2 separate regions of the Homo sapiens genome follow, and region 2 is linked to region 1. Evidence: read pairs that join two places in POLR2A ChIA-PET (ENCODE). Cell type or tissue: GM12878. All regions are shown on one strand. Links, peaks and the distances in the headings refer to the core of each region. The heading gives the core; the rest is flanking DNA.

Region 1 (4,721 bases), core at 369-4,368:
GAAGGCTGAGCAGTGATAGAGTAGGATCTTGGGTTCTTAGATCCCTTGGTTACTGGATCTTATTTTAATAGCTGTACTTTTGGATCTCTTTGTTACAGTAGCTAGCCTGTATCTTACTACACTTTTTATCTCATTGCAATGCAGTGTAAACAGTCTATATATTTGTTGTTTTTATCAAAATTTTTATGTGTTTATATAATTGCTGTAAAAATAACCACATTGATTGAAGTGGTGCAGAGCAGAGTGTTTAGATATATATATCCTTCTTTTTTCCCGGAGACAGAGTCTCACTGCGTCACCCAGGCTGGAGTGCAGGAGTGCAATGGTGGGCTCTCAACTCACTGCAACCTCTGTCTCCGGGTTAAGCAATTCTTCTGCCTCAGTCTCCCAAGTAGCTGGGATTACAGGTGCATGCCAAAATGCCTGGCTAATTATTGTATTTTTAGTAGAGATGGGGTTTCACCATATTGGCCAGGCTGCCCTCAAACTCCTGGGCTCAAGTGATATGCCTGCCTTGGCCTCCCAAAGTGCTGGGATTACAGGTGTAAGCCACCTTGCCTGGCCCAAATATATATATCCAAATTTATGTAGGAGTTTAGTAAATAATAAAGATGGGCATTTGGAATCAATAGAGAGGCACTAATGGTTGTTAAAGTTGGGTGATAGGTACTTAGGGTTCTTTTTAAAATCTTTTTATATTTTGGAATTTTCTGTAATAAAAAGTTAACATATTTAGGAAATTAAAAAATGAATACAATAAATTCATTGGAGAAAGGATAGTTAAGTAGATGATGTTACCCACTTGGCAGGAAATAAAATTAGTTGTGTCTCTCACACTATACTTAAAAATTAATTTCAGATGGATTAAAATGTACATATGATTAATTCCAGATGGATTATAAGTGTACATTTACAGGATTTAAAAAAATAGAAGGTATAGGAGAATGTTTTATAATTTTGCAGTTGGGAAAAGCTTTCTAGGACAAACATTTAAAAGTCATAAAGGAAAAGATTGGCAGTTTTGAATAAAAGAATTCTAAACTTATGTACAACAAAATGAAAAGACAGATTGCAACCTAGGCAAAAATACTTGCTGCATATATAGTAAATTATTTTATTCATATTATATAAAAAACTTCTCAAATCAATAAGAAATACATATAAGTTGTACAAAAATGAGCAAAGCATGTGAACAGACAATTCAGAGAAGAAAATAATTCGGAGAAAAAAATGGCTTATAAAAATATAAAAAATAATTTAAAAATTCAGACAATTCAGAGAAAAAAATGGCTTATAAAAATATACAAAGATTTTTAACTTTACTAATAAATAACGCAAATTCAAACTCACTCCGTCACCCAGGCTGGAGTGCAGGAGTGTGCGATCTCAGCTCACTGCAACCTCTGTCGCCCGGGTTAAGCAATTCTCCTGCCTCAGTCTCCCAAGTAGCTGGGATTACAGGTGCATGCCAAAATGCCTTTTGTCCATCACATAGGCAACAGATATAAAGATTTATATTATCCAGTGTTGATGGAGATAATAGAATTAAAAAGGCACTTTCATAGTGTTGCTAGAAATGTAATTTGGTACATTTTTAGAGACAAAGTTGGTACCTGTAGTATCTCTCAAACTTTTTCCTACGGACTGGAAATACCACTTCTAAGTAAAGAAGATTTAGTTGAAGATATTTTGTTTATTCCACTGTTTATACTGGAAAAAAATTAAAATGTCCGAATTCTAGTCAGTAGGAAAATAGTTAAGTATGGTACGTGCATAAACTAGAAAATTATTCAGTTGTAAAAAAGAGGGTGTGGTGGCTCATGCCTGTAATCCCAGCATTTTGGGAGGCTGAGGTGGGTGGATCTCTTGAGGTCGGGAGTTTGGGACTAGCCTGACCAACATGGCGAAACCCTGTCTCTACTAAAAATACAAAAATTAGCTGGAAGTGGTGGCACGTGCCTGTTATCCTAACTACTCAGGAGGTTGAGGCAGGAGAATCACTTGAACCCGGGAGGTGGAGGTTGCAGTGAGCCAAGATCATGCCACCACATTCCAGCTTGGGTGACAAAGCAAGACTCTGTCTCAAAAAAAAAAAGAAAAAAAAAAGAATGTACACCTGAACCTGAAATGTCATAAAAAGAGCAATGTAGAAAACATATATATAAAACAAGATCCCATTTTTGTTGAATTATTTTTATAGGAGAAGTCAAGATGATAGGAACTAACATCACAGTGATTACTCTAGAGGGATGTATTTGAAGATTCAAAACAGGGACATTCACACTTATTTATAGGGTTCAAAAAAGGGTTGCAATTTTAGGTGGATTTAGTTTCTAATTTGTTTTTTTCTGAAATTTTCACACAAGTAGATCTTTAAAAAGGAAAAATCAAACCCAAAGCATATTGAGAGTCTATTTTGTGCCCAAACATAAGTAGGAGCAATGAAGGACACAAAGATGAAAAAGAAGCTGTCCCTCCCCTTCATATCCATGATAAGTCAAACTGTGGTAAGTGCTATTTAAAAAGCCACATTGAAATAAACTTCTTTTAAATCAGTCTACTGGGAAAAGTCAACAGGAATAATATGATTCAGGTTAAAAAGTTCATAGCTCTTGCCTAAATAACTGCAAGAGGGGCAAGAGAAGGTAACAAAAATCTCTTCAAAGCTTTTAGCTACTGATCTGGATTCAGTAACATCATCTTAGGAAAAGGAGTCAATACAAGGTGACTTCTTATGCACAGTTTATGCAGATATCCATGTAATGCATTGTCAAAGACAGAGCAGAAATGAACAGTAAAAAATGCTGTAGCCACCACAAAATGGACTAGCCACAAGCATTTCTCACAAACCTTTGATTAACCATCTTTGTTTAAAACCTGCTCCTGTTGGCTTTCCCTTCTGCTTTTTCTCTGTCTTTACTCAGCATAAATTATCAGAAGATTTTAGGTCATGAAAATATTTTTTCTCCTTTCTTGCTAAGTGTGTCTTCAGAGTAAGCAGATTTTTGAGAGAGAATGTGCTGCCAGAAAAAGCATTTAAGACTTGAACACAGACCAAATACACATTTGATCTATGCAAGGGCAAAGGTTCAGCCCCCAGACAGTGGGCAGGAGTGGTCAGTCCTTTCTGCTGTGTGTATCCTCAGTGGGCTATTGCTGTTTCTGAGAAATACCTGGTCCGAGCAGTGTGTGTTAGGAGCCTCTGCCTGTCTTTTTTTTTTTTTTTTTTTTTTTTTTTTTTAGCATGCCTGGGGCTTGATGGCGAGTCTTGGCAAGCATCCATTTCATGGGGGCCCAGTGAATGCTGCTTCCCTACCTTAGTAATGTAGCTCACCTTTGGGACTTGAAATCCTGCCTGGAACTCCAGCCCAAAAGCCTGAATAGCTTTTCTCTCTCTGTCTCTCTGTGTGTGTGTGTGTGTGTGTGTGTGTGTGTGTGTGTGTGTGTGTGAGAGAGAGAGAGAGAGAGAGAGAGATAGAGAGAGAGAGAAGATCTTGTCTCAGGGCTGGAGTACAGTGGCCCCATCATGGCTTACTACAGCTCGACCCCCCAGGCTCAGGAGATCCCCCCACCTCAGCCTCCCAGATAGCTGGGGCTACAGGTGTGCGCCACCATACCCAGCTAATTTTTTGTATTTTTGGTAGAGACAGGGTCTCACTATGTTGCCCAGGCTAGTCTCGAACTCCTGGGCTCAAGCGATCTGCTCGCCTTGGCCTCCCAAAGTGCTGGGATTACAGGCATGAACCACTGCACCCAGGTCTTGAATAGCTTTTGTTAAGTTCGGGCACTGGCAGGAGTGATGCTCAAAATATTTAACAACCAGTAGAAAGTGGGCACTGAGCAGTCAGAAGAGTTGCCAACTGAAGGTCCAATACTTTGTAGTTTCTAGATCCTGGGGGAGGTTCAGGAACTCTGGGGAGGGTGTGTGCAACAACAGGACACTCAGGGGTCTTAGGGCTTCTACCTCTTATGGCTGTCCAGGTCCTGCTGTGCTTGAACTAATCACCTAGTGTCCTATGGCTCTTCTCTGCCTGGCTTTGAGGATTTGATTCATGGATCCTCTCATGGCTGTGCTGATGTATGAGCTCTTGCCTGTACATATTCATGACGCTTAGCCGACTTGTCTTGTTACTTCCTCCCTATCACCTATCTGCCATCTGAGCTAGTCTGAACTATATGAACTATCTGAACCGTCTAAACTATCTGCCATCTTCCCATCTGCCTTATGGCTTAGCCTGCCTCAGTCATGATAGGGTTGGCTTCAATGCAGGAAATTCTCAAAGAAGGTGTTAGGATTACATTGTATCTGAAGACAAAGATATTACTGGAGAATAGTTTGTTGGGGTTGCTATTGATATGGCTATCGTTGTAAGATTAGTTTAACCACTCATTCTTCCCTTGCGTAAAGTATTAACAGTTCAGTTTGCATATACATTTAGGTCTTTATTCTGTCTTCTTGTCCTCTCTTGTGTCTTGAGTGATTTCTGATGTACTGCCTGATACATTGACTTTTGTCTCCAAAGACTGATTTTGTAGTGGTATTAAAAGTCACTTAAGGATGCCCTTGAAATAGACTCAGTTAGGACTTTGCTGTGACTTATTGCAAATTAGCACGTTTTTTTCCTTTCTTTTTTTCATCTTGTTTCTTACCTTTTTTTCTGTCCCTGTCTTCACTCTCCACCCCCGTATTTTGTGCTGCACACTCAGTGGGCTGCACAACC
Region 2 (4,721 bases), core at 260-4,259, 230 kb before region 1:
GATCCTTGTTCCCTTCGCTGCTGTGGCAATAGAGTAAGACTGATTCTTCCACTGAGTTAATGACTCGGACTTTGTGTCCTGAATTCTGCTTATGATTTTGGGTGCTGGTTTCATCCACAAAGACTTGATTGCAATCTGGACAATAACCTCTTAATATGAATTTCTCTGCAACCTGGGTAATGCTCTTCTCAGCTACAGCTACAGGTCCAGCATTTCGACAATGAACTCTAAATTAGATAAAAAGAAATAGAAAGTCTTTCAGAAGTATTTTCTAAATATACCATTGCTGCATTTTATTGCAGGAATTATAAAATAACCAACGTATAAATAAGCACTAAAAGATACTTTTCAATAAAGATGCAAATGACATAATGATGTTCTATCATCTCAAAATACTTGAGTATTATCTGCACTTTATCTATTTCTAGTTAAAATACAAAAGGCTAAAACTAGATTCAAAATTTTTTAAATTCAGGCAAATTTTAGAAAACTAAAATCTGTATCAAAAGCACTGACAGAGGACCTTATTGAACAGGCAAATTATTAGACTCTCCATGGTAATTAAACTGTATGTAAGAACACTATGGTTAAGATTCTAGACAACCCAGTTCCTATTCTTTAATAACTGATTAATGTTGATACTATAAGGCTATGGTAACCAAAACAACATGTACTGGTATAAAAACAGACACACAGATCAATGGAACAGAATAGAGAACCCAGCAATAAAGCCACATACCTACAAACTACTGATCTTTGATGAAATTGACAAAAATAGACACTGGGGAAAGGACACCCTATTTAATAAATGGTGCTGATAAAACTTGACAGCCATATGCAGAAGAATAAAACTGAACCCATATCTTTCATCATATACAAAAAATAACTCAAGATGGATTAAAGGCTAAGACCTGAAACTATAAAAATTCTAGAAGAAAACCTAGGAAAACCCCTTCCGGACAATGGCCTAGGCAAAAAATTTATGACTAAGTCCTCAAAAGCAAATGCAACAAAGCCCTAAAATAGACAAATGGGACTTAAAAGCTTAAGCATAGCAAAAGAAATAATCAAGAGAATAAACAGACAACTTACAGAATGGGAGAAAATATCTGCAAACTATGCATCTGACAAAGGACTAATATTCAGAATCTACTAGGAACTTAACAAGAAAAAAATCCACAAATAATCCCATTAAGAAGTGGGCAAAGGACATGAACAGACATTTTTCAAAAGAAGACATACAACTGGCCCATAAATACTCAACATTACTAATCATCAGAGAACTTCAAATTAAAACAATGCGATACCATCTTACACCAGTCAAAATGGCTGTTATTAAAAAGTCAAAAAACAACTGATGTTGGCAAGGATACAGAGAAAAGGGAACACTTATACACTGTTGATGGAAATGTAAATTAGTACAACCTCTATGGAAAACAATATGGAGCTTTCTTAAAAAACTAAAAATAGAACCGCCCTTTGATCCAGCAGTCCCACTACTGGTATCTACCTTAAGAAAAAGTAAGCATTATATCAAAAAGACACCTACACTTGTACATTTACCGCAGCACTATTGACAATAGCGATAATGAATGGAATCAACCTAAGTGTCCATCAATGGATTATTGAATAAAGAAAATATGGTATATATACCATGGAATACTACTGAGTCATAAAAAAGAATGAAATCATGCCTTTTGAAGCAACATGTATGGAACTGGAGGCCATTATCCTAAGTGAAATAACTCAGAATGTCAAATACTGCAAATTTTCATTTCTAAGTGGGAGTTAAACAATGGGTACACGTGGACATATAGAGTGGAATAATAAACAGATATTGAAAACTCCAAAAGGTGGGAGGTTGGGAAATGGGTGAGGGTTGGAAAATAACCTATTGGGTACAATGTTCACTATTTGGATGATAGTGACATTAAAAGCCCAGATATCTGAGCTTCACAATATACCCATGTAACAAAACTGCACTCGTACCCCCTGAATCTATAAGAAATAAAAATAAAGAACTGATTAATTTTATGTCAGACAAATGTCATGCCCCTAGTTGCTTTTGCACTGAAGAACTAGGCTCAATAAAACCACATACTATTCCACAAATTAACTCAAAATAAATCAACTTCCCTAGGAAAATAAAAAAATAGAACAACTGTGTCTTCACTACTAAACTCCAGAGAGAACAGACCTGCTACCATTTTATACATTTAATATATTTCAAAAGAAAAAAACTGTACAAAATATGTTCTCTAATTATTGTGGAATTAAATTGGAAACAAAAAATAATACAAATCCCTAAATGTTTATAAATTAAATACCTAAATGTAACATCTATAAACCTTTAGAAGTTAAGCCACACATATCTTTTTTGTGTGTTTGGAGACAGAAAATCCTTCTGTCACCCAGGCTGGAGTGCAGTGGCACAATCTTGGATCACTGCAACCTCTGCCTCCCAGGTTCAAGCGATTCTCTTGCCTCAGCCACCAAGTAGCTGGGATTACAGGCGCTCACCACCACACCCGGTTAATTTTTTGTATTTTTAGTAGAGATGGGGTTTCGCCATGTTAGCCAGGCTGGTCTCGAACTCCTGAGCTCAGGCAATCCACCTGCCTAAGCCTCCCAAAGTGTTAGGATTACAGGTGTGAGCCACCACGCCCAGCCAAGCAACACATTTCTAATAAACCTATAGGTCAAACAATAAATCAAAAGGGCAAAGATAACATTTTTCCAAAACATTTTTAAACAGCTTTATTGAGATATAATTCACGGCTAGGCGCGGTGGCACATGCCTGTAATCCCAGCACTTTGGGAGGCTGAGGCGGACAGATCACTTGAGGTCAGGAGTTCAAGACCATCCTGGCCAACATGGTGAAACCCCGTCTCTACAAAAAATACAAAACTCAGCCAGGTATGGTGGCACACACCTATAGTCCCAGGTACTTGGGAGGCTGAGGCACGAGAATCACTTGAACTTGGGAGGTGGAGGTTGCAGTGAGCCGAGATTGCACCATTGCACTCCAGCCTAGGTGACAGACAGAGACCCTATCTTTAAAAAAAAAAAAAAAAAAAAAAAGGATATAATTCATAATTCATATACCATATAATTCATCCATTTAGGGTATATAATTTCAACTATTTTTCACATAAAGATATGTGCAACCATCAATAGTTAATTTTAGAACATTGTGTTATGTCAAAAAGAAAACCCATGCCCTTTAGCTATCACCTCCCCACCTCCCTTTTCGCCATGCTCCCCAACTCCAAGCAACCACTGAACCCTAAGCAACTACTTTCTGTGTCTACAGATTTCCCTATTCTGGAATTTCATGTGAATGGAATCATATAAATGGACTTTTTGTGACTAGCTTATTTCATTTAGCATAATGTTTTCAAAGTTCATTGAGGTTGTAACATGTAATCAGGATTTCAATCCTTTTCATGGCCAAATAATATTCCCTTGTATGGATATGTCCAGTTAAAAAAATCCATTTGTCAGCTGATAGACATTTGGGATGTTCCCATTTTTTTACTATTATGAATAATGCTGCTATAAACAAACATACAAGTATTTGTGAACAAGAGCAAGTTCACTTTGCTCTTGGCTGTCAACAAGCAGAAATTGCTGGATCATATGGTAACTCTATGGTTAAATGAGGAAAAAAGAGATACGTATTTTTAACTGAATAAAAATGAAAACACAACTTATCAACATCTGTGGCATGCAGGTAAAGCAGTGCTTAGTGGGAAATTTATATTTTTAAATGTTTATATTGAAAACAAAGATCCAAAGTCAATCTAAACTTCTACCTTTAAGAGCTAGACAAAGATAAGCAAATTAAACTCAAAGTTTAAAGAGCAGAAATCAATGAACTAGAAAATGGGCAAACAACAGAGAATTGCCAGGGAAACCAGACAATGGTTGTTGTAAAAATCAACAAAAATTTGAAATAGATTATAGAAATAAACATAAATATTTAAAAATATCAAAGCTGAATTTAGGGAAATAAAATACATTCTTTAAGCAAGAAGAGGCAAGGGTTTCTCAGGACACAGAAAGCATAACCATAAAAGAAGAAAATAATCAACAAATTATACACCTAATGCAAAGAAAAGCTTCTGTTCATCAAAAGGTATAATTAAAAATATGAATATGCAAAATCACAGGAAAATATACTCATAAATATTTGTATATTCTAGAAATTCCTGTATTCTAGATACGAATCTGACAAAAGATTTGTATCTAGAATATATAAAGAACCCCAACTCACTATTAAGAAGGCAAACAATCCAATTTTGAAGACTGGCAAAAGACTTGAACAGAGATTTCACAAAGATAAACAAATAGCCCATAAACACAAGAAAGTGCCCAACATCATTGTTTATCAAGAAAATGCACATAATAAACTAAAATGAGACACAAGAATAGCTAAAATGAAAAAGAGTGGCAATATCAAATGTTAGCAAGGGTGAAGAGTAACTAGAACTTTCATACCTTACCTGTAGGAATGAAACTAATACGACCAACTTTGGATATTTAGTAGGTTCTCATAAAGTTAAATATAAACCTACTTCTGAACCAACAATTCCACTTTTCAATGTCCATCCAAGAGAAATGAAAACATATGACCATGAAAAGACCTGTGCAAAGTATTCAAAGCAGCTTTATTCATAAAAGCTATAAATTGTAAACAACCCAACTATCTATCAACAAG

What was found. Peaks named below come from ENCODE experiments on the same cell type or tissue, not always from the same donor. Only the 100,000 strongest peaks of a DNase experiment are listed, where the experiment ranks them.
Region 2: POLR2A ChIA-PET joins it to region 1 with 5 read pairs; 2 of 35 experiments call an interaction of 5 or more read pairs at or near these places.

What each region holds. Positions count from the first base shown.
Region 1 is chr6:56,915,508-56,920,228 of GRCh38, reverse strand. All of the region lies in intron 2 of DST (dystonin), which reads left to right. Among named protein-coding and RNA genes, the nearest start is that of DST, 37 kb to the left of the region's middle. RefSeq lists an enhancer at 4,671-4,721. In GM12878, for the core only: no CTCF peak of the experiment used is centred there; a DNase peak (open chromatin) is centred at 2,823.
Region 2 is chr6:57,142,596-57,147,316 of GRCh38, reverse strand. ZNF451 (zinc finger protein 451) reads right to left here. Exons shown (of 15, transcript NM_001031623.3): 10 at 1-227. The region is part of intron 2 of ZNF451-AS1 (ZNF451 regulatory antisense RNA 1); the gene reads left to right. Among named protein-coding and RNA genes, the nearest start is that of ZNF451-AS1, 27 kb to the left of the region's middle. In GM12878, for the core only: no CTCF peak of the experiment used is centred there; no DNase peak of the experiment used is centred there.